Linked DNA regions of Homo sapiens: region 2 is linked to region 1. A link is a loop called in an ENCODE intact Hi-C map of the cell type or tissue named here. Cell type or tissue: PC-3. All regions are shown on one strand. Each heading gives the region's core, and the rest is flanking DNA. Links, peaks and the distances in the headings are about the cores only. Region 1 has its middle 88 kb from the start of URI1. Region 2 overlaps URI1 (URI1 prefoldin like chaperone).

The links. Peaks named below come from ENCODE experiments on the same cell type or tissue, not always from the same donor. Only the 100,000 strongest peaks of a DNase experiment are listed, where the experiment ranks them.
Region 2: it touches region 1 in a loop (7-fold over the local background); 1 of 110 quality-filtered maps calls a loop at or near these places.

The regions. Positions count from the first base shown.
Region 1 is chr19:30,024,182-30,035,366 of GRCh38, forward strand. No RefSeq gene overlaps it. Among named protein-coding and RNA genes, the nearest start is that of URI1, 88 kb to the left of the region's middle. RefSeq lists enhancers at 6,122-6,171, 6,237-6,736. In PC-3, for the core only: no CTCF peak of the experiment used is centred there; DNase peaks (open chromatin) are centred at 5,800 and 6,220; H3K4me3 peaks cover 1,553 bases; H3K27ac peaks cover 3,455 bases.
Region 2 is chr19:29,960,450-29,971,634 of GRCh38, forward strand. It overlaps URI1 (URI1 prefoldin like chaperone), which reads left to right. Exons shown (of 11, transcript NM_003796.3): 2 at 10,744-10,778. Among named protein-coding and RNA genes, the nearest start is that of URI1, 24 kb to the left of the region's middle. RefSeq lists an enhancer at 6,330-6,599. In PC-3, for the core only: a CTCF peak has its summit at 6,618 (motif pointing left); a DNase peak (open chromatin) is centred at 5,312; H3K4me3 peaks cover 1,130 bases; H3K27ac peaks cover 931 bases.

The DNA of each region.
Region 1 (11,185 bases), core at 1,846-9,845:
TATTCATTCACAAGTTGATAGACCCTGAATTGTTCAGGCTATAATCAATAATGTTGCTATGAACATTCATATATCAGCCCTTGTGTGAATATGTGTTTTTATTTATTTAGGGTAAATACCTAGGAGTGGAATTGTTGGGTTGGATGGTGAATTCAGGTTTAACTTTTTAAGAAATTGCACAGTTTTTCAAAGAGGCTGTATAATTTTATATTCCCATCAGCAATGTTTGAGATTTCCAGTTTCTCCACATCTTTGGCAGCACTGTTACTATTTTGTCTTTTTTATTATAGCCTTTATAGTGGCTGTGGAATATAATAATTGTATTAATTTACATTTCTGTAGCGACTAATGATGTTGAAGGTCTTTTCATGTGCTTTTAGTTCTATTTACATCTTCTTGGAAGTATCTATTCAAATCTTTGGCTCAGTCTTTAATTGGTTGTCTTACTGAGTTATAAGAAGTTCTTTTTAAAAATTTATTTATTTTAATTAGAGACAGGGTCTTGCTCTGTCACCCAGTAGGGTGCAGCGTCATGATCATGGCTCACTGCAGCCTTGACCTCCTGGGCTCAAGTGATCCTCCCACCTCAGCCTCCTGAGAAGCTGGGATTACAGGCACGTGCCACCATGCCCAGCTAATTTTTAAATTTTTTGCAGAGGCAGGGTCTCGCTGTGTTGCCCAGGCTGATCTAGAACTCCTAGCTTCAAGCAGTGCTCCTGCATAGACCTCCCAAAGTGCTGGGATTACAGGTGTGTTTAAGAGTTCTTTATATAGTCTAAATACAAGCCCTTTGTCAAATATATGAATTGCAAATATTTTCTCTAAGTCTGTGGCTTGTCTTTGATTTTTTAAATGTCTTTTGAAGCACAAAATCTTTAGTTTTAATGAAGTCCAATTGATATACCTCAATATATATTATACCTCCATAAAGCTGTTAGATACAAATGAAACCAAAGTACTATAGACACAAATGAAACCAAAGTACTATAAACACTACAATAAAGTGATCATAATAGTACATACTTTTTAAGTGCCAAAACATTTATATATATATATATATATATATATATATATATATATATATATATATATATATTTGTGGTTAGTGTTTTTGGTATCTTATCTAAGAATTCTTTAATCCAGAATAATAAAACTTTTCTCCCATGTTTTCTTCTAGAAGTTTTATACTTCAGCTCTTAAGAGTTAGGGCTATGATCTGTTTTGTGTGTGGGGTGAGTCCAGGGTCTAAATCTGACTTTTTGCACGGATAATTTTAATACCATTTAATAGTTCTAGAGCTGTTGAAAAGACTGTCCTTTTTGCAGTGAATGCTTTAGCATCTTTTTTTGAAAATAGTTGACTATAAGCATAAGGTTGTTTGTGTACTGAGTGCTTGTCTGTCCTTATATCACTTCCAGTGGTCTTAATTACTGTGGCTTTACTTACAACAAACTTTCAAATATGGAACTGTTAAACCCTTCAATTTTGTTCTTTTTCAAAATTTTTTTGGGGTATTCTGAGCCCTTTCCATATCCACATAAATTTTAAGGTCAGCTTACCCACTTCTGCAAAAATGCCTTTTGGGATTTTTACAGGGATTGTGTTAAATCTGTAGATGAATTTGGGGAGAATTGCCATGCTTATATTGAGTCTGCGAATCTGTGAACATGGAATGTTTATTTGTTTATATCTTGATTAGTTTCTCTCAGTGTGTATAAAAGATTACTTTCAAAACATTGTTTTCAGTTTACAAATCTTTCGTTAAATTTATTCCTAAATTTTTAATTCTTTCAGGTGCAGTTGTAAATGGAGTTTTTTCCTTAATGTCATTTTTGAATTGTTCGTTGATAATATATGTATAATTAATTTTTGTATATTGGCTTTGTATCCTGCAACCTTCCTGAGCTCATTTATTAGTTCTTGTCAAGGGGGTGTGTGTGAGAGGGAGAGTGAGTGAGTGTATGTGTGTGATTGTATATTCTTTAATATTTGCTACGTATAGGATTGTGTCATTTGTGAATAGAGAATCTTACTTCTTTCCAATCTTGATTCCTTGTCTTTTTCTTGCCTGATTATATTGGCTAGAGTCTCTAGTAAACCTTGAATAGAAGTGGGTGAGAACACCTATCCTTCCTTGTTCCCAATCTTAGGGAGAAGATATTCAACCTTTCATCAGTAGGTATGATGTTGGCTATAGGTTTTCTGTAGCTGCCTTTTATTAGATTGAGAAAAATTCCTTTTATTCGTAGGTTTGTTGGAGTTTTCTTTCATGAATGGAGTTGAATTTTTCAGACGCTTTTTATGCAGCCCTTGTTCCTTCTTTAGTATAATACATTAATTTTCTGATTAAATTTTCTGATTAAATTAATTTTCTGATTAAACCAATCCTGCATTCCTGGGATAAAGCCCATTTTTAATGTGCGTGATCCTTTTTATATGTTACTGAATTTGGTTTGCTGATGTTTTGTTGAGAATATTTGTGTATATATTCATGAGGGATATTGATCTGTCATGTTCTATTTTTGTGATGTCTTTGTTTGGTTTTTATATAAGGATAATATTGACCTCACAAAATCAGATGGGAAGTATACTCTTCTGGATGAATTTGTGAAGGACTAGTACTATTTCTTCTTTAAATGTTTGATAGAATTCATCAGTGAAACCATTGGGCCTGCAGTTTTCTTTGTGTGAAGATTTGTAATTGCTATTAAAGTTCTTATTTTAAGTCTATTTAAGTTTTATATTTCTTCTTGAGTCCATTTGATAATTTGACTCTTTGTAGGAATTTGTCCATTTCATGTAAATTATTGCATTTGTCATCATAAAGTTGTCCAAAGTATTCCTTTATAATCCATTTAATTTCTTAAGTTGGCAGCAATTTCCTTTTTATTTTACTTTTTTTGTAGAGACAGGGTCTCACTATGTTGTCCAGGCTGGTTTCAAACTCCTAGGCTCAAGTGATCCTCCTGCCTTGGCCTCCCAAAGTGCTGGTATTGCATGTGTGAGGCACCGTGCCTGGCCTGTGATTTCCTTCTGATTTTGCTAATTTTTGTCCTATATTTTTTGTAATTCTAACTATAGGTCTGTCAGTTTTATTGACCTTTTCAGAGAAACTTTTTGATTTTGTTGATTTTCCTCTAGTTTTCTATTCCAGTGACTTTTACTTTAATCTTTATTATTTCCTTTCTTCTTCCTTGCCTTTTATAGTTTTTAAAGGTGTTAATCTATTGATTTGAGACTACTGTCTTCTAATGTAGGTGTTTAAAGATATAAATTGACCTCTAGGCACTAACCCTTAGCTGCATCCAGTGACATTTGATTTGTTTTAATTTTTCTGTAGTTAAAAATATTTTCTAATTTCTCTTGAGATGTCTTTTTTGACTCATGGGTTACTGTAATATGTATTGTTTAATTTCCAAATATTAGTGGGTTTCTCAAGTTTCTTTCTGTTGGTTCCTGCTTTAATTGTGTTGTGTCTGGAGAAAACATTTATTATGTCTTTAGTTTTTAAAAATTCATTAGGACTTTTTAAAAATGGGTAGCATATGTTCTCCTGTGTGTGCTTCAAAAGAATACGTATTCTGTTGTTTTATGGAGTGTTCTGTTGATGTCATGTCAAGGTCATTGTTATTGTTGTCTTCTGTATTCTTGCTGATTTTTTGTCTACTTGTGCTATCCGTTATTGAGAGTGGGATACTGAGGCCTTACACTATTATTGTTAAATAGTCCTACCTTTCAAGTTCTGTTAGTTTTTGTTTCATGCATTTTTTTCTCTGTTGTTAGGTACATATATGTTTGTCATTGTCATATCTTCTGATTAATTGAAGCTTTTATTATTACAAAATGTCCCTTTTTTCTCTAGTAACATTTTAATTTTAAAGCCTATGTCAGTTTTGTCTGATATGATTATGACCACTCCACCTTGGTTATGGTTATGCTTATGTGGTATCTCTTTTTTCATCCTTTTTAGCATTTGTATCTTGTGGGCAGCATGTGGTTGAATTTTGTTTTTAAAAAGTCTATTTTGCCAGCCTGTCTTTTTATTGAAATGTGTGTTAATTCATGTAATTGTTGATATGGCTCATTTACATATCAATAGCTCATGCCATTTTGTTAGTCATTTTTTATATGTCATGTCTTTTTTGTTCCTCTGTTCCTCCTTGGTTACCTTTTTTTGTGTATGTTAAATAAATCTTTTAGTATAAACTTTGAATTCCTTTACAAAAAGAAACTGTACTTTTTTTTTTTTTAAACCCACAAATTTATTTCTTACATTTGTGGAAACTGGGAAGTCAAGGTTAGCAGCTGATTTGGTTCCTGCCGAGGGCTCTCTTCCTGGGCTGCAGATGGCCTCCTGTGTCCTCACATAGTAGAAGAGAGCTTTACTCTTTTTTATGAGTTATTTTATAGTGGTTGCTCTAGAGTTTATAGGATGCATTGTAACATTATAACCTGCGTCAGAATAATACTAACTTAATTCTGGCAGACTTTGCTTCAGCATAGCTCTAGTCTCTTTTTCCTTTGTCCTATTATTGTAATATATTTTATAACAGTACAGGTTTATTATTTATAACTATATGGGTTCATTATTTTTCCATGCAATTATCTTTTAAGTAAGAGAAGAAAACTTAAAAAGAGTATTTTTTCTATTTTTTACATTTGCCTACATAATTACTTTTACTGGTACTTTAATTTTTTATGTGGATTCAAGTTACCATCTGGTGGTGTTTCCTTTCAGCCTGAAGTACTTGCTTTAGCATATCTTGTAAAAAAAATTTTGGTGGCAACAAATTCTCTTTGTCTATCTGGGAAGATCTTTATTTTTGTCCTCTTTTTTGAAGGATAGTTTTACTGGATTTAGAATTCTTGTTTGACAGTAGAGTATGTTATACCACTTAATTCTGGCCTTCATTGTTTCTTTTGAGAAGTCAGCTGCTAATTTTACTGGGGTTCCCCTGTGCATGATAAGTCCATTTTTCTCTTGCTGCTTTCAAGATTTTGATGTGTATCGGTGTGGATATTTTAATGTTTATTCTACTTGGATTTTATTGAGATACTTGGATATACAGATTTATACTTCTTACTAAATTTGGAATGTTTTCAGACATTAAAAACTTCTATGACTCTTCAAAAGATGTCAAAACTTGTATGGCCCTCACTATTCTTTTCTTCTGGGATTCCCATTATGCATATGTTGGTATTGATTGTAACCCACAGATTTCCTACTTGGTTCATTTTTCATTCTCACTTCTGTTCTTCAGATTGTGTAATTTGTATTGATTTATCTTTGAGTTCACTGATTCTTCCTTCTGCATTCAAGTTTGCTGTTGTCCCTCTAATGAAGCTTTCACTTTAGTTACTTTTCAACTCCAGAATTTCCATTTTTTAAAAAATGTTGATCTCTTTATTAAGTGTTCTCTGATTAGTCATTGTTTTCATGCTTTGATTAAACACGGTTTTCTTTTGTTCTTTGAAGATGTATTTTTATTGGCTGCTTTGAAGTCTGTCTGTTAAGTCCAACATTTGGGAACCCTTGGAAATAGCTTCTGTTTATACTGAGTATTTTTTTTTTTATACTAGATAAGCCATACTTTCCTGTTTAAAACTGGACATTTTAAATAATACATTGTAACAGCATTTATTTCTGATACTCTCCTGCCAGGGGTTATTGTCCCTTTTTTTGTTTGTTTTATGACTTGGCCAAGATTAATAATGAGTTTTTCTCTACAGCGTGTGGCCTCTGATGTCTCTCCTCAGTTATGTTTGACTACTTATGGGTCACCTTGGATCAATATATCTTAGTGATCAGCTGGTGACTGGTCAGAGATTGTACTTAGGCATCTTGTTTTGGTAAGACTTTCATCCTTTGTCAAAGTCTCTGTTTTGTTTGAGGAACACACTGAAAATTTATGCAGTTTACGAGTCTTCCCTGGGGGTATGTATATAGTTAGAGCCTTCTCTGGTCTCTCAGCATGTTCATACCCTAATATGCCCATTACCTTTCAAAATGTAAGCTTATCAAGGACTATGATTGTCTCACTTCCTGATTGTTTCTGTTAAATCTCCAGGCAGAAAATTTTTTTCTTCTGATCTCTTTTTTGGCCCAGCTATAGTATTTCAGCTTCAGGTCATCTATGATGTATGTGGACCTCTCCTATGTTTGGCACTGAAATTGCTATATTTAACAAAGCCCCTGGGCGTTGGGTTTTTCCACGTTGTTTCAGATTGAGTCAGCTCCCTACAGTATAAATGCTTCTGGTTTTACAAGCTGTCCCACCCTGTTAGAACTATTGTCTGAAGGAGCTGGGGTGAGGGAGAGTGGTCACAATGCCACATACTGTCATCATTTTTACCCAACTTTCAGTAGTTTTCTTGAATAAACACTTCTCCATTTGTCCTATGTTTTGGTCAATACTCAGAGGTGAAAAGTAGTTGTTTTTGATAATTTTGTCTAATTTTTTTAAAAGTCTGTTTTTTAAGAGCAATTTTAGATTCACAGCAGTACTGAGCAGAAGGTACAGAGATTTTCCATATATCCCATGCTCCCACACCTGCATAGCCTCCCCTATCATCAACATCCCCACCAGAGTGATACATTTGTTACAATAGTTGAATATCCATTGCCACAGTAGTTGAATATCCATTGCCACATCATCACCCGAAGTTGATAGTTTGTATTAGAATTCACTCTTGGTGGACATTCAGTTGCTTTGGATAAATATATAAGAACACATATCCACCATTATAGTTGCTGAGTAGTCTCACTGCCCTAAAAATCCTCTGTGCTGTGCCTATTCATCCGTCCCTATGCCCCAATACCTGGTAATCACTGATTTTTAAAATTGTCTCCATAGTTTTGCTTTCTCTGGGATGTCATGTAGTCGGAATCACATAATGTTTAGCTTTTTAAGATTGGCTTCGTTCTCCTTTGAGTTTCCATAATGTCTTTTCATGGTTTGATAGATCTGAAAATAATATTCCATTGTCGGGATGTACCGCAGTTCATCCATTCACCTACTGAAGGACATCTTGGTTGCTTTCAAGTTTTGGCAAGTACAAGTAAAACTGCTATAAACATCAGTGTGTGGCTTTTTGTGTGGACATACGTTTTCAGCTTCTTTGGGTAAATACCAAGTGGTATGATTGACAGATCATATGGTAAGACTATGTTTTGTAAGAAACTGCCAAACCGTCTTCCAATCTAGCTGTACTATTTTGCATTCCCACCAGCAATGAATGAAAGTTCCTGTTGCTCCACATTCTAGCCAATATTTGGTGGTGTCACTGTTCTGGATTTTGGCTATTCTAATAGGTGTGTAGTGGTAACTCATTGTCATTTTAATTAGCATTTACCTGATAAAACATGATATGGATCATCTTTTCAGATGCTTATTTGCCATCTGTGTGTCTTCTGGTGAGGTGTCTGTTAAGGACTTTGGCCCCTTTTTTAGTCAGGTTGTTTTCTTATTGTGTTCAATTTAATACTTATTTGTGTATTTCAGATAACAATCCTTTGTCAGAAATGCCTTTTGCAAATATTTTCTCCCAGTCTGTGGTTTGTCTTTATATTCTCTTGACAGTGTCTTTCACACAGCAGAAATTTTAATGAAGTCCAGCTTATCAGTTTATTCTTTCATGAATCATGCCTTTGCTGTCATATCTAAAAGGCCATTGCTAAATCCAAAGTCATCTAGATTTTTCTCCTATATTCTAGAGTTTTGTAGTTTTGCATTTTATATTTAGGTCTGTGACCAGTTTTGAGTTAGTTTTTGTGAAGGGTGTATGGTCTGTGTCTAGATTTGTTTTGCATATGATGTCAGGTTGCTCCAGCACTATTTGTTGCAGACTTTCTGCTCCATTCCATTGCCGTTCCTCCTTTGCCAAAGATCAGTTGACTGTATTTATGTAGCTCTGTTTCTGAGCTGTCTGTTTCATTTCATTGACCTGTTTCTCTCTTATCAATACCATACTGTCTCGATTGCTGTAGCTTTGTAGTAAGTCTTGAAGTCTGAAAATGTCAGTTAACTTTGTTCTCCTCCCATATTGTGTTGGGTATTCTGGGTCTTTTACCTCTCCATGTAAACTTTAGAATCAGTTTATTGGTATCTACAAAATAATTTGCTGGGATTATGAATGGGATTGCATTGAATCTATAGATCAAGTTGGAAAGAACTGATATCTTGACAGTTGAATCTTCCTGTCCATGAACATGGAGTACCTCTCCATTGATTTAGTTCTTTGATTTCATTTGTCAGAGTTTTGTATATAAGTCTTGTACATAACTTATTAGATTTAAACCTAAGTATTTCATTTTGAGGGTGCTACTGTAGATGGTATTGTGTTTATAATTTCAAATTCCACTTGTTCACTGCTGGTGTATAGGGAAGTGATTGACCATTGTAACCTTGCTATAATCACTTATAAGTTTCAGGAGGTTTTCTTTTTTGGTTGATTCTTTCCAGTTTTCTACAAAGATGACTGTCATCTATGTACAAAGACAGTTTGGCTTCCTCCTTCCAAATGTGTATACCTTTTATCTCTTTTTCTGTATTATCAAGGACTTGCAATATGAAGTTGAAAAGGAGTGGTGAGAGGGGATATCCTTGCCTTGTTCCTGATTAGTGGGAAGGCTTCAAGTTTCTCACCATTAAGTATGATGTTAGCGTGGGTTTTTGTAGATTTTTAAAAATTAAATTGAGGAACTTCACCCTATTCCTAGTTTACTGTGAGTTTTTATTATTAGCAGGTGTTGGATTTTGCCAAATGCTTTTTCTTCATCTATTGATGTGATCATGTGATTTTTTTCTTCTTTACCTTGTTGATGTGATAGATTACATTGATTTTCAAATGTTGAACCACCCTTGCATACCTAGAATAAATCTCACTTGGTCATGGTGTATAATATAATCCTTTGCATACATTTTTGGATTCAGTTTAATAATATTTTCTTGAGTTTTGCATCTGTGTTTATTAGCAATATTTGTCTGTAGTTTCTTGTAATGTCTTTGCCTGATTTTCATATGGTAATGCTGAACTCATAGAAGTAGGGAGTACTCCCTGTGCTTCTATCATCTGAAAGAGATAGGAGAGAATTGGTGTATTTTTTTTTTTTCCTTAAATGTTTCATAGAATTCATAAGTGTATCTGTCTGGGCCTGCGCTTTGTGTTTTGGAAAGTTATTAATTATTTAATAGAGATAGTCTTATTCCGATTGTCTGTTTCTTCTCGTGTGAGTTTTGGTAGATTGTGCTCTTCAAGGAATTGGTCCATTTTTTCTAGGAGTACCATATTTGTGTGCATAGACGTGTTCATAGTATTTCTTGGTTATCCTTTTAATCTCCCTGGGATCTGTAATGACATTCTCTTTTTTTATTTCTGAAATCAGCAATTTGTGTCCTCTCTCTTTTTTCTTAGTTAGCTTGTCTTACTGATTTTATTTATCTAAGAACCAGCTTTTGGTTTGGTTGATTTTCTCTACTGATTTTATGTTTTCAATTTCATTGATTTCTGCTTTAAATTTTTATTCTTCTCCTTACTTTGGAATTAATTTCCTCTCCTTTTTCTATTCTTATAAGGTGAAGGCTTAGATGATTAATTTTAGATCTCTCTTTTCTGATATATGCATTCAGTGTTAAAAATTTTCCTTTAAGCACTGTTTTCACTGCATCCCACAAATTTTGATAAGTTGTATTTTTTATTTTTGTTCAAAATATTTTAAAATTTCTTTTGAGACTTTCTTTGATCCATGTGTTACTTAGAAGTGTGTTGTTTAATCTCCAAGTATTTGGGAGATTTTCCAGCTATATTTGTTATTGATTTCTAGTTTAATTCAATTGTGATGTGAGAGCAGACACTGTATAATTGCTATTTTAAATTTGTTAAGGTGTGTTTTATGACCCCAAGTGTGATTTGTCTTGGTTAATGTTCCATATTAGCTTGGAAAAAATTATGTATTCTGCTGTTATTGAATGAAGTAGTCTGTAGATAACCATTATATCAAGTTAGTAAATGGTGTTAATGAGTTCAGCTGTGTCCTTAACTGATCTTTTGACTGCTGGATCTGCCCATTTCTGATAGATGGGTACTGAAGTTTCTAGGTATAATAGTGAATTCATCTGTTTCTCCTTCCAGTTCTGTCAGTTTTTTCTTATGTAGTTTGATGCTCTGTTTTTAGATGCATACACATTAAGGATTGCTATGTCTTCTTGGAAAATTGACCCCTATGTAACTGTAGAATGCTCCTTTTTTTTCCTGATAACTTTCCTTAATCTGAAGTCTGCTCTATCTGAAGTGAATATAATGACTCTCACTTTCTTTTGATTAATGTTAGCATGGTATATCTTTCTCCATCCATTTACTTTCAATTTATATGTGTCTTTAAGGTTTTTGTAGACAGTGTATAGTTGGGTCTTATTTTTTGGTTCATTCTGACAATTTATTTGTCTTTTAATTGGTACTTTTAAACCATTGGCATTTAAAATGATTATTGATATCGTTGGATTGACATCTACCATATTTTTACTGTTTTTATATTTGTTGCCCTTGTTCTTTTTCCTGTTTTTGTCTTCCACTCTTTTTCTGCTGTTTGGGTTTTTTTGTTTGTTTCTTTTCTCTTATCGATCCCTTGCCTGTTAAATACCCCTTTTGATTTTAATTGAGCATTTTTTATGATTCCGTTTTCTCTACTTAGCATATCAGTTATACTTTTTAAAAGCATCTTTTTAGTAGTTGCCCTGGAGTTCGGAACATCTACAGCTAATCCAAGTCCACTTTGAAATGATGATACTATACCATTTCATGGGTAATGCAAATGCCTTACAACAATCCTTATTCCTCCTCTCTGCTGTTCCTTGTATTGTTGCTGTTATTTATTTGACTAACACATCAGTATACATAAACATGTATATGTACATAGGTATACAAAATCAAATGCATTGTTGGTACTATTATTTGGAACAAATTGTTATCTGTTAAATAGGTAAGAATAAGAAACTAAGTTTCTGTTTTACGTTTACCTCTTCCTTATGCTCTTTATGAAGATCCGAATTTCTGAACTATATGATTTTCCTTCTATCTAAAGAACTCCTTTAACACTTCTGGAGTGCAGTGCCATGATCATGGCTCATGGCAGTCTGAATTCCTGGACTTCAGCGATCCTCCCACCTTGGCCTCCCAAAGTGCTGGG
Region 2 (11,185 bases), core at 1,158-9,157, 64 kb before region 1:
TTATTCATTGTATACAAATTTAAAATTGTAAAAACTTCCTGGTCAGTTGACCTTTTCACCATTCTGAGATATTTTTATCTCTAGTAATGCTACTTGCCTTCAAGTCTCCTTTGTTGGATATTAGTATTAGTATGGTCACACCAGCTAAATTTGTTTGTTTTGTCTATCTTTAAAAAAAATCTTCTTAACTTCAGTCTTTTGGGTTCGAAGTGTGTCTTATAAACAGCATATTGTTGTGGTTTTAATATTCAGTCTAGATATCTTTTCCTTTTATTTAGAGTATTTTAAGCCATTATATGTAGTAGGATTCCTGATATATTTAATTTTATCACCTTTCTATTAGACGTACATTGTATTTATTTTTTATTCAAAAAATTGTAGTAAATATAACAAAATTTACCATTTTAATAATTTTATTTTAAGAGACTGTGTCTTGCTTTGTCACCCAGGCTGGAGTGCAGTGGTATGGTCATAGCTCACTGCAACCTTGAACTCCTGAGCTCAAGTGATCCTGCCTGAGTCTCCTGAGTAGCTGGGACTACAGGTGCATGCCATTGGGCCTAGCTAATTAAAAAAAAAAATTTTTTTTTTTGTATAGACAGGGACTCACTATGTTGCCCAGGGTGGTCTCGAACTCCTGGCCTCAAGCGGTCGTCCTGCCTTGGCCTCTCAAAGTGCTGGGAAATAGGCATGAGCTACCATGACCAGCCCATTTTAATCATTTTTAAGTATACAGTTCAGTGGCATTGGGTATATTCACGTTGTTGATCAACCGTAATTACCATCCATCTCCAGGCCTTTTTTTTTTTTTTTTTTTAAATCTTGCAAAACTGAAACTCTGTTCATTAAACAATAACTCTCTATTCTTCCCCTTCCTGATCTGGCTGCCAGCATTCTATTATACTTTTTGTCTCTATGAATTTGATTACTCTAAGTACCTTTAAGTGGAATCATAGAGTATTTGTCCTTTTGTGATTGGGTTATTTCACTTACCATAATGTCTCAAGGTTCGTCCACGTTGTGGCACATATCAGAATTTCTTCCTTTTTAAGGCTGAATAATATTCCATTGTATTATAGAATGTATTATGCAGTGTATTATACGTTTTTGTTTATTTTAGCATCCATGGATACTTGGGTTGCCTCTACCTTATGGTGATTTTGAGTAATGCTGCTGTGAACATGGGTGTTTGGTTTAAGTATCTGCTTTTGATTCTTTTTTTTTTGTTTTTTTTTTTTTTTGTTGTTTGTTTTGAGATGGAGTTTCACTCTTGTTGCCCAGGCTGGAGTGCAATGGCACAATCTCGGCTCACTGCAACCTCTATCTCCTGGGTTCAAGTGATTCTCCTGCCTCAGCCTCCCAAGTAGCTGAGATTACAGGCATGCACCACCACCCCTGGCTAATTTTTTGTGTTTAGTAGAGTTGGGGTTTCACCATGTTGGTCAGGCTGGTCTCGAACTCCTGACCTCGGGTGATCCACCCACCTCGGCCTCCCAAAGTGCTGGGATTACAGGCGTGTGCCACTGCGCCCGGCTGCTTTCGATTCTTCTGGGTATGCTCAGAGGTGGAATTTCTGGATCATATGGTAATTCTGTGTTTAATTTTTAAGGAACTGCCACACTGCTTTCTCCGGTGACTGTACCATTTTACATTCCCGGACAAATTCACAAGGGTTCCAGTCCACATACTGGGCAACTTTTGGCATTTGCATTGGCTGTTTTTGTTTTCTGTAAGGACCATCCTCATTACTGGAGTGTCAAATGGTTCCCCATTATAGTTCTAATTGATGTACTTTTATGTTCTTTTTTCTCTGCTTTTTTTTTTTCCTTCCTTTGGATCAAACATTTTGTATTGTTATTTCCTCCTATTAACTTGTTTGTGATACATTATTTTTTACTACTTTTATACTGTACTTATGGTTTAGTACTAAATATAATATGTATTTATAGTATCTTTTTTTTTTTTTTTTTTTACAATTCCTTTTCACTAAGTAAGTCTCTGGTGTCTCTAGAGATCATAGCATTCATTCATTTATCCAGCCCACCTCTTGCATGATTGCTCCCATGCATTTTAATTCTACGTATTTTAAACACCACAACACTGTATTTAATTGTTCTGTGTGGTCAATATTGATTTATCTTTACCCATCTTTTTTTTTTTTTATCCTGTACCTTTACTCTTCAATTCTTTCTGCATTTATATTACTCTGAAGAGTCCTTTTTGTTGTTGTTGCTGTCTTTTTTTTAACCGATCACACTTATTTAATAACAATATCTAGTTTAATAATTTTTTTGATAAGACATTTTATTAACAACATGTCTAGTTTAATAAACCGTATTTCTTTTAATGAAAGTCTGCTGGTGCAGAATTCTGTTTCTGTTGAAAATGTTATTTTTTCCTTCATGTTGGAGGATCTATTTGCTGTGTATGTCACTATAGATTTTCAGTTATTTTTTCCAGCATTTCAAGATACTCTGTTATCTTTCACTTTCTGTCATTGATGTTGAAGTTAGCTCTAGCTCTAAGTCTTGTCACTCCTTTGAAGGCTGTGAATCTCCCCTGTGCCTCCTCCGCCTACCCCCAGCTGCACATAAAGTTTTCCCTTTTTCTTTGGTTTTCATCACTGTTAACTATGTTGTGCCTTGAAATTTTCTTTGTGCTTCTCTTGCTTGGGATTCTTGGAGTTTCTTCAGTCTATCGGCTGATACTTTGATATCAGTTTTAGAAAATCCAGAATTCAAGATCTTTTCAATATTGCTTCTGCTGCATTCTCTCTTCCCTTTCTGGATCTTGCACTTACACTGTGTTTCACATGTCTCTTATTGGTCTTTTCTGTATTTTCCATGTTTTATTTTTGAATCTCTGGGCTTTAATTTGGTGTTTTCTTTTGACCTGTCAAGTTCAAAAATCCTGATTTCTGCTGTTTAATCTTCTTTTAATGCCATTTATTTTAATTTTTGGTTCTTCAGTTGTACAATTTTCATTGGTTTCTTCCTGTAGATTTCAGTTCTCTAGTGAAAATTGCTATTTTTAAAATATATTCCTTTTATCTTTTCCTCTATTTCCTTGAACATATTAATCATTATGTTTGTTAACACCAGTATCTAGATTGCATGTGTGTTTGGTTCTGTTTTATATATTTTTTCTTTTGACTTTTGGTCATATGATCCTGTTTCTTGGCATCCTAGTTATTTTTGACTAAATCCTGGGATTGTGTCTTTAAAGATTGTAGATATTCCTGAAGGTGATAACTTCCTCTGGAAAAGGCGCGTCCTTTCTTCTACTGAAGCAGATGCAGTGGGAGCTGGTCACCTTACTCCGGGCAGGTGCTGGGTGGAGTGAAGGCCAGGTTGTTGTTTTAGTAAGCCATCTGCTGCTTCTGGTTTCTTCAGGCTTTCATCTGGAAGCTTGATTTTGCTCACTACACCATATTTCCTTGGAGGCTTCTGAACTAATTTTTGTTTGATCCTGAGCTCTGCTTTTCAGAGTTTTAGTTTATCTTTTTGGCCTTCGCAGCTCAGAATTTGACAGATACCATGGGAGGGAAAGCAGTTGTATGCTTAAGACCTCTCTTGTGCTCTCATTTTACTACCATATAGCCTTGTCAGACTGCGCAAGTTCTGCTTGTTTCTTTCTGCTAGCCATGGCTGTCTCCTCAGGGCCCAACATAATTCTCAGCCTCTTGCCTGTGCCTCCTGTTGTCTGAGAAAAAAGTGGCTTCAGATGATCAGCTCACTTCTCCACAGTTCTCCCCTCTCTGAATCCTTGGTCCCTCTTGTCCTCACTGCTTTGGCAGCTCTTGGGTGCCTTTAAAGAGATAATTTTTGTATTTATCTGTCTGTCTCTTCTACTTTCTGAGAGTTACAAGCTTTTTTTGTCCTACTTGGAGGTATTACGCAAGTCTAGACTGAGTTTTGAATTTACATAGCTACTTGCAGTGATTTAGTGTGATTTGAGATTTTTACTACAGTCTCACTGACAGTGGTGGTTTCTTTTGTTTTTGTTTTTTGTTTTGTTTTTTTTTTTTTTTTTGAGACGGAGTTTTGCTCTCGTTGCCCAGGCTGGAGTGCAATGGCGTGACCTTGGCTCACTGCAACCTCTGCTTTCCGGGTTTGATTTTCCTGCCTCAGCCTCCTGAGTAGCTGGGATTACAGGCGCCTGCCACAACGCCTGGCCAATTTTTTGTATTTTTCGTAGAGATAGGGCTTCACCATCTTGGCCAGGCTGATCTCAAACTCCTGATCTTAGGTGATCCACCTGTCTCGGCCTCCCAAAGTGCTGGGATTACAGGTGTGAGCCACCACACCCGGCCAGTGGTGTTTAAAATAAAAATGTACTTCTTTAATTAATGCTAAATAAGATTGCTTTAATTTGACTTTTTTGTTACCTGGGAGTATATTTTCCTGTTTTTTTTTTTTTTTCTTCTACTTGTATTTACTCTTCAGTGGACTGTTTGTTTCCTTTGAGCCTTTCACAGGCACATTCTCCTCCTAACCTGTGTGGCAAGTTTGCTACTCTAAAGTTTTCTTAGTTGCAAATCATACAGATGCTTAGGAAATTATGAAATAATTTACTGTAAGAAGTCAGGAGGGAGTCAAGGGTAGGAGTTTTTTGGGTCTCTGTGTTTTGTTTTCTTGTACATTTATGTTGTTTCCTGTACCAGCTGCTTTAGATGGTTGGTTAGCTTGTGCAGATCCTATAGTGGTCTTTCTTTTAGGACCAGAATCTGTAATCACCTCAGGCTCTGATGTCCAAAGTAAATGAGGTTGGTCCAGTTAGCAGCAGGTATCTATCCTCTCCCTTTATTGTGGCTACAGACGGAGAAATGGGATTCTTTACCCATTCTTTATGGGAGAAGGGCAGGGTTTCTACGAGGAAGGCATGTGAATGGAGAAGAAATGATTGATAATCTCTGATAAAACAGTGGGCATGCAAGGTGGAATTCAGGCAGTATTTCAGATTCAGAAATGTAGGTCACAATTTCTTATCTGCAGTTCGGAAGCCTGAAAAGCACTGAAAACACAGTTATTCTTAAGTTTATGGCATATTCATTGTTGACAAAACTGGAACTTATATGGGTGAGGCATTTATTACATTTTGAATATTCATATGTTTCATTGCAAATGTTATGTTTACTACATGGCCCTACCTCATGGAGCTTTCAGCCAGAACAGTTAGAGTTCCTGGATCTCTAGTTCAAGTCACCCCCAAAACCCTCCAAACATGTAAACGTCTTCATTCTTAGAAGTATTACTGAATGTATGTGTCACCACTCTTAAAATATTTCCAATAGGAGAAAACTGTAATAGAATACTTAAGATAGTGAGTAATGATTACTGAAAGAAAAAAAGAGCCCAGTTTGTAGGTAAAGCCAACAAGGGAGGGAGATGTATAGTGCCAGAGCACGTTAGACATAGTCCGATATTTGTGTAAAACGAGACTAGATTGGCATACAGGAAAAAATGCTTAGAAGCCTGTGTAGGAGGAATCTGGCTAAAACATAAAGGTAAAGATTAAGGAGACTTTTGATTCCATCTTAGCTAACATTTTAAATAAGAACATGTAAGTGTTTTCAGAAGTGGCTCCATATAATTGGACTTAGCTTTCATTAGCAGTTTTGCTTTGCAGCATATTTGGAACATAATTTGTTTAAAATTGAAATGGTTTTCTTTACTTTTATGGTGGTTGATTTATTTATTTATTTATTTATTTTTGGGGACAGGGTCTCTGTCTGTCTCCCAGGCTGGAGTGCAGTGGTGTGATCTCGGCTCACTGCAACCTCCACCTCCTTGGTTCAAGCAATTCAAGCTACCTGAGTAGCTGGAATTACAGGCATGCACCACCACACCTGGCTAATTTTTGTATTTTTGGTAGAGACGGGGTTTCACCATGTTGGCTAGGCTGGTCTGAACTCCTGGCATCATGTGATCTACTGGCCTGGGCCTCAAAGTGCTAAGATTACAGGCGTGAGCCACTCTGCTCAGGCTATGGTGGTTTTTATACAGCAACACTCAGTTTATTACAGTTTATCCCAGTGCTTATTGCATTTTTTTCTGTTAGGAACCTGTAGTCAATTCCTCCCTTATTTGCAAAGGGGTTTACTTAAAAGATTTGTAATTTTTGTAAATTTTGTTGAAAGTACACTATTTGTATACTTTGGTAATGATATTTATACATCTACTTGACAAATCTATCTTTTAAGAAATTATTTTCAGCTTTTAAGTAACTGTCACATAACATGTATGTCCAGTATCCATTGGCTTCAGCTCCCACTGATACTATTTTCTTTTTGACTCAGCAGCTTTAAAACCAAAATAGTAAGATCTGTCTTGAAGCCACAGTCTAGCAGGAGAAGCAAACTATATAAATTTAGACAGCTCTGATTAGCACAGTTCCCAAACTGTTATATTATGCATTAACCCATACAGGAAGAATTTAAAATTGCAGTATGGTGAGACAAGTTTTAGAAGTGAAGCATTTTTGAGAAAAGTATCAAAGATGAAGAAGTACTCTTGACCTTTTAGGCTTTCTGTTCCAGTCTAGTTTTAGTGTGGCATTGTATTTAACTTGCCTTAGAAACTCATAGGTTTATGCCCTCTTGTGGTCTGTCACCAATATAAATAGCACAAATGAAAATTTTAAGTACTGGAGATCTTACTGCATGTTACTGCTCTCCTTTATAAAATAATTTTTAAAAAGCAGCTTCTGAGGAACAACAGCTAAGAAATTATTATTCCTGTCTTCCATATAATGTGTGGAGCTTAAAAGTTACCAAATGTTATTTTAACCCTTGGTAACAAAATGTATGTGTATGTTAGGTGGACACTAATGAACAGAAAAATATTTTTGGATGGGCTGTCCATCATTGTCCTTCTAGGTGTCTAACCCTATTAATTTATAAGTGTCTTAAAAATATGATGAGGTGTGATAGTAATTGTAGGGCTAGCACATTACCCTTCTACCTTCACCTAAACATACACAGATATACTAGTAAATGATGCTTGGGAAATGTGTTTATACTTGTTTCATCTGAAAGGGTCAGGAGCTGTAGGAGGCATTGGAAGAAATAAGGATTATAATGTTAGTGAATTGGTGAACTTAAGCTTACAGAATTTGCTTTTACTGACATGATTGGCAAGGTCTTATTTGTGAGTGTGGGACTGAGGAACTAACTAGTGGAGGAGAAACAGCAATAGCAGTCAGTGTTTTAAGACTGCAGCTGTAACCAGTGTTTTTCTGCTGTTATCCAGTAAGCCGCATGATGGTTGGAAGCAGGCCAGTATAGGGACTGTGCACTTTAGGATTAGATAGAATCCCTGATAGAAAGACTTGGTTTTAAAACTGGTCTCATCTCTTACCAGTTCCTGGACAGTTGTGTAATATTAAGTAAGTTACTTCATCTCTGAATACAGGTTTCCTCTCCAAATAAAGATTTAAACCGCCTCCATTGAACTCTTTGCAGTTCGTTTTGTCACATGCAGTGTTGGCATATACTCCTGTTGTTATTGCTCATAGGTTAAAGACAGTTTTGTGTTGCAAAGAATGGATACCATATGACTTTGTAGCCACTGGGTTGTTGGTAAAGACTCCTAAATAGTGGTAAATCAGCTCATAGTTCTTTTTCTTTACTGTGGACTTACTGCTGTACTTCTATGTAGGTACATACTTTATTATAAATTCTTGAGTGTAAACGAGGTCATTATGTTAAAGAATTTACTAGTTCAGGTATTTTAAAGTTGAAGCCTAGTAACTATTTTTAAGAAAAATGAAAATAATACAATAAGTTTTTTTTCTTTAGGGGCACTATTTGCATGTTTTGGCAGGTTTAAAAAATAAACAAAAACTAGTTTTGTTCTTCCATTGTGGTCTTACTTTTGTGGAGGACAACAAAGTAATGAAATGTTTTTGTTTCTTTTGCTGTGTTTTTCAAGTGTTGCTTGTAGAACAAGGCTCGCTGCCTTATGGTTACTTTTAAAATTTAATACTTAAAGTAATTAATCTGAGTCCCCTTTCAGGAGAAATAAGATTATTTAGAATAATTTAACTTAAGGGAAAAATATTTGTTTTTATAACACCTTCTAAAATTTCTAAGTTGTAGAAATTTACTAATTTTTTCTTTTTTTTTTTTTTTTTTTTTTTTGAGATGGAGTCTCCTTCTGTTGTCCAGGCTGGAGTGCAGTGGCGCGATCTCGGCTCACTGCAAGCTCTGCCTCCCAGGTTCATGCCATTCTCCTACCTCAGCCTCCCGAGTAGCCAGGACTACAGGCACCTGCCACCATGCCCGGCCATTTTTTTGTATTTTTAGTAGAGATGGGGTTTCACTGTGTTAGCCAGGATGGTCTCGATCTCCTGACCTCGTGATCCACCCACCTCAGCCTCCCAAAGTGCTGGGATTACAGGCGTGAGCCACCGCGTCTGACCAAAATTTACTAATTTTTTCTTTTGAATAACTTGCTGTGAAATAGAAGACAACTAAAAAAAAAACCCTCTAAATATAATAGAACTGCTTGGGCTTAAATCTTTTCTGCAAGTAGGTGGACCATAAATCATATAAACAAAGATAACCTAGACATGCCATCAGAAGGCTAGTCTATATATTTTTATATCTACCTCTTTCATCTTTCCCCTTATTTCTGATTTCCCAAATGTCACTTCTTTAGTTTACATTTGGATAGTGCTTATTTGAAGTCTCTGATATTCTACACACTATATGTAACTAATAAAGACTTTAAAATGTAAGGCAGCATTTTGGTAGTGAAAATTTCTCTTGTACATTGTGAAATGGATTTTGTTGTTCGTCTATCTTCCTAGGGAGACTGTTTAAGGGAAGTAAAAGGAACAGGGCAAGAATGGCCGGAACGAAGTGGAGGGTAGACTATGGGGAGTGATGGCAAGAACACATGCCATTCTACCAGTGACTTGTTTCTTAAACATAAAAAGCATATGTGCCAAATTTGCATATTTACTAATTAAAAAGGCTTCCTGGAAACATTAGGTAGACTATCTTCTATAACCTTTAACACCGTCACTAATGGATATAGCTTAGAAGATTTCCTCGAAGGTCCTTTAAATAATGTAAATGATTATGAATGTGTAACTAGTTAATATGCAGCTACGAAAGGATTATCATGTAGAGGTTAATGAACATTCTGCTCTTATGGTTTGCAGGGCTTTGCTTTCTGTGCTTTTGGCTCTCTTCATGCTTGGAAACACATGCATTGGGATTGGAAAACATCCTGACTGTTCTTGGGTCTCATCTTTTAATGGGGTTGTTAAATAGGAACTTTATGAAAAGGATTTCATGAGCATTTTTTTCCTTTTTCAATTTACATTTAATTCTATTTGTCTATTTTGTAATTACTGCCAAATCAGAAACAGTGAAATGGATTGATGTAGTTTTAGCTTGGCTCTTCCAGATGTAAAGTCAGTACTCTATTATATATTGCCACTGTTATTAAGTGTTGCTATGTGATTGATACTTACTGAGAGATCTTCATTCTAAAATGGACTTTTTATGCTGAGTTAATGTGTAGTATGGTTGGGTTTCTGATTATAGCATGTATTTTGGTACAGAATTTCTGTCTTAGTATTTAAAATGTCCCAAAAGAGGACATTTATTTCAGGAATTAAATGTTACAATAGAGGAATTTAGTGACAGGTCTAAAAAAAATCGTGTGTATTTTTTTTTTTTTTTTTTTTTTTTTTTTGCTGGGACGGGATGGTGAAACATTGAGCATATACAAGAGACAATATTGGTATTTAGAGCAGTGAACTAGAGCAGCGTTTTGCAAACCAGATAATGCTGCTCTCTTTTTCTCATGGCCTAGTCTTAAGCATTTTGGCTTTCATCCCCTAGTTTCTCTGTCTCTAAAATGGTATATGGTATTCTAGACTGCTGTTTAAAATTTTTATTAATAGGTAATTTAAAAGTAGATAATTAGCAATCCTTGAAAACAGTGTTAATTCTTAAATTGTCATTCAAAAATAGTGTTATTTTTTTAAATTGCATTTTTCTTTATTGTCTAGTCTTCTTATTTTCTGAGCATTTTGAGAATCTACTGACATATCTCCAAGGAAAACAAATAACTTTTGTACTTAAATTCATTGTTTTAGTATTATAAACATAGTTTAAACTGGCTGTGAAGTGCTTACAGTCTTGATCATAATTCACTGGGGAACAAATGAGCTGTTCAGAGCATCTCCTTATCCCAAGTATTTCTTCTTGAAAATGTAGTAGAAAAATATCACTGAATTCATTTTTTAATGCGTCAGAATAAAAATTACAGGTGAAAATGTTTGGAGATATACTGACAAAATAAAATATTGTCACTACAGTCATTTTTTTTAACTGACGAAACGTGGATGTTACATTGGTTTCTTGTTATTTATAACATTTATGTATTCTACAAAATATGTAATATTGAAAACAGGTCTGTAGATTGTACAAAATACTAGTTATCTTATATCATATGTCACCTAATAGTTATGAAGCGGGTTTTGTACCAAAGTATGAATCAGAAAGCTGTAATTTGTTCTGCAGTTATCAGCCTGCATTAGAGGGTTATGATAAAGTGTGCTGCTTAAAAACTAACGTTCACATCTCTGTGCATTTGACAAATAAAAATGTATACTGAGATGCTATTAAATCTGTAAAGCCAATGTTCTAGTTTTCAGATACACTGATTTTTGTAGCTCTGTGCATAGCTCTGTTTTTTCATGAGTAGTTATCTGTTTTCATGACAGGTGGTCACTAACTGCCAAGAGAGAATCCAGCATTGGTGAGTGAAAGATGGTTTTATTACACTTCTGAAATACTGATGGGGTAACCTACTTGTGTTCAAATAATGTGTTTACTGTTTGCGTGTGTGTGTATGTATGACTAGTAATTGAATTCTTCTAGTAGTCTCCATTTTGAATGCCTTTAATACTAATTTATATTGTCTTTGACCCTTTTCTGAATTACACATTTCTGATTTCCTGACGTTGTGTTACCACTTGTATTTATTCTAAGTGCCTTTTCTTTTCTAAGAATAATATTAATATCATTATGAATTGGAGACTGAGACATTTTTGAATGTGACTTAGCTCTATTTTGGGGATATTTCTTACATTTTAGTAGAAAAATAATGGGAATCAGTTACTTTAAAATAATGATGGAAATAGGGCACAGAAATGTTTTCCCAAA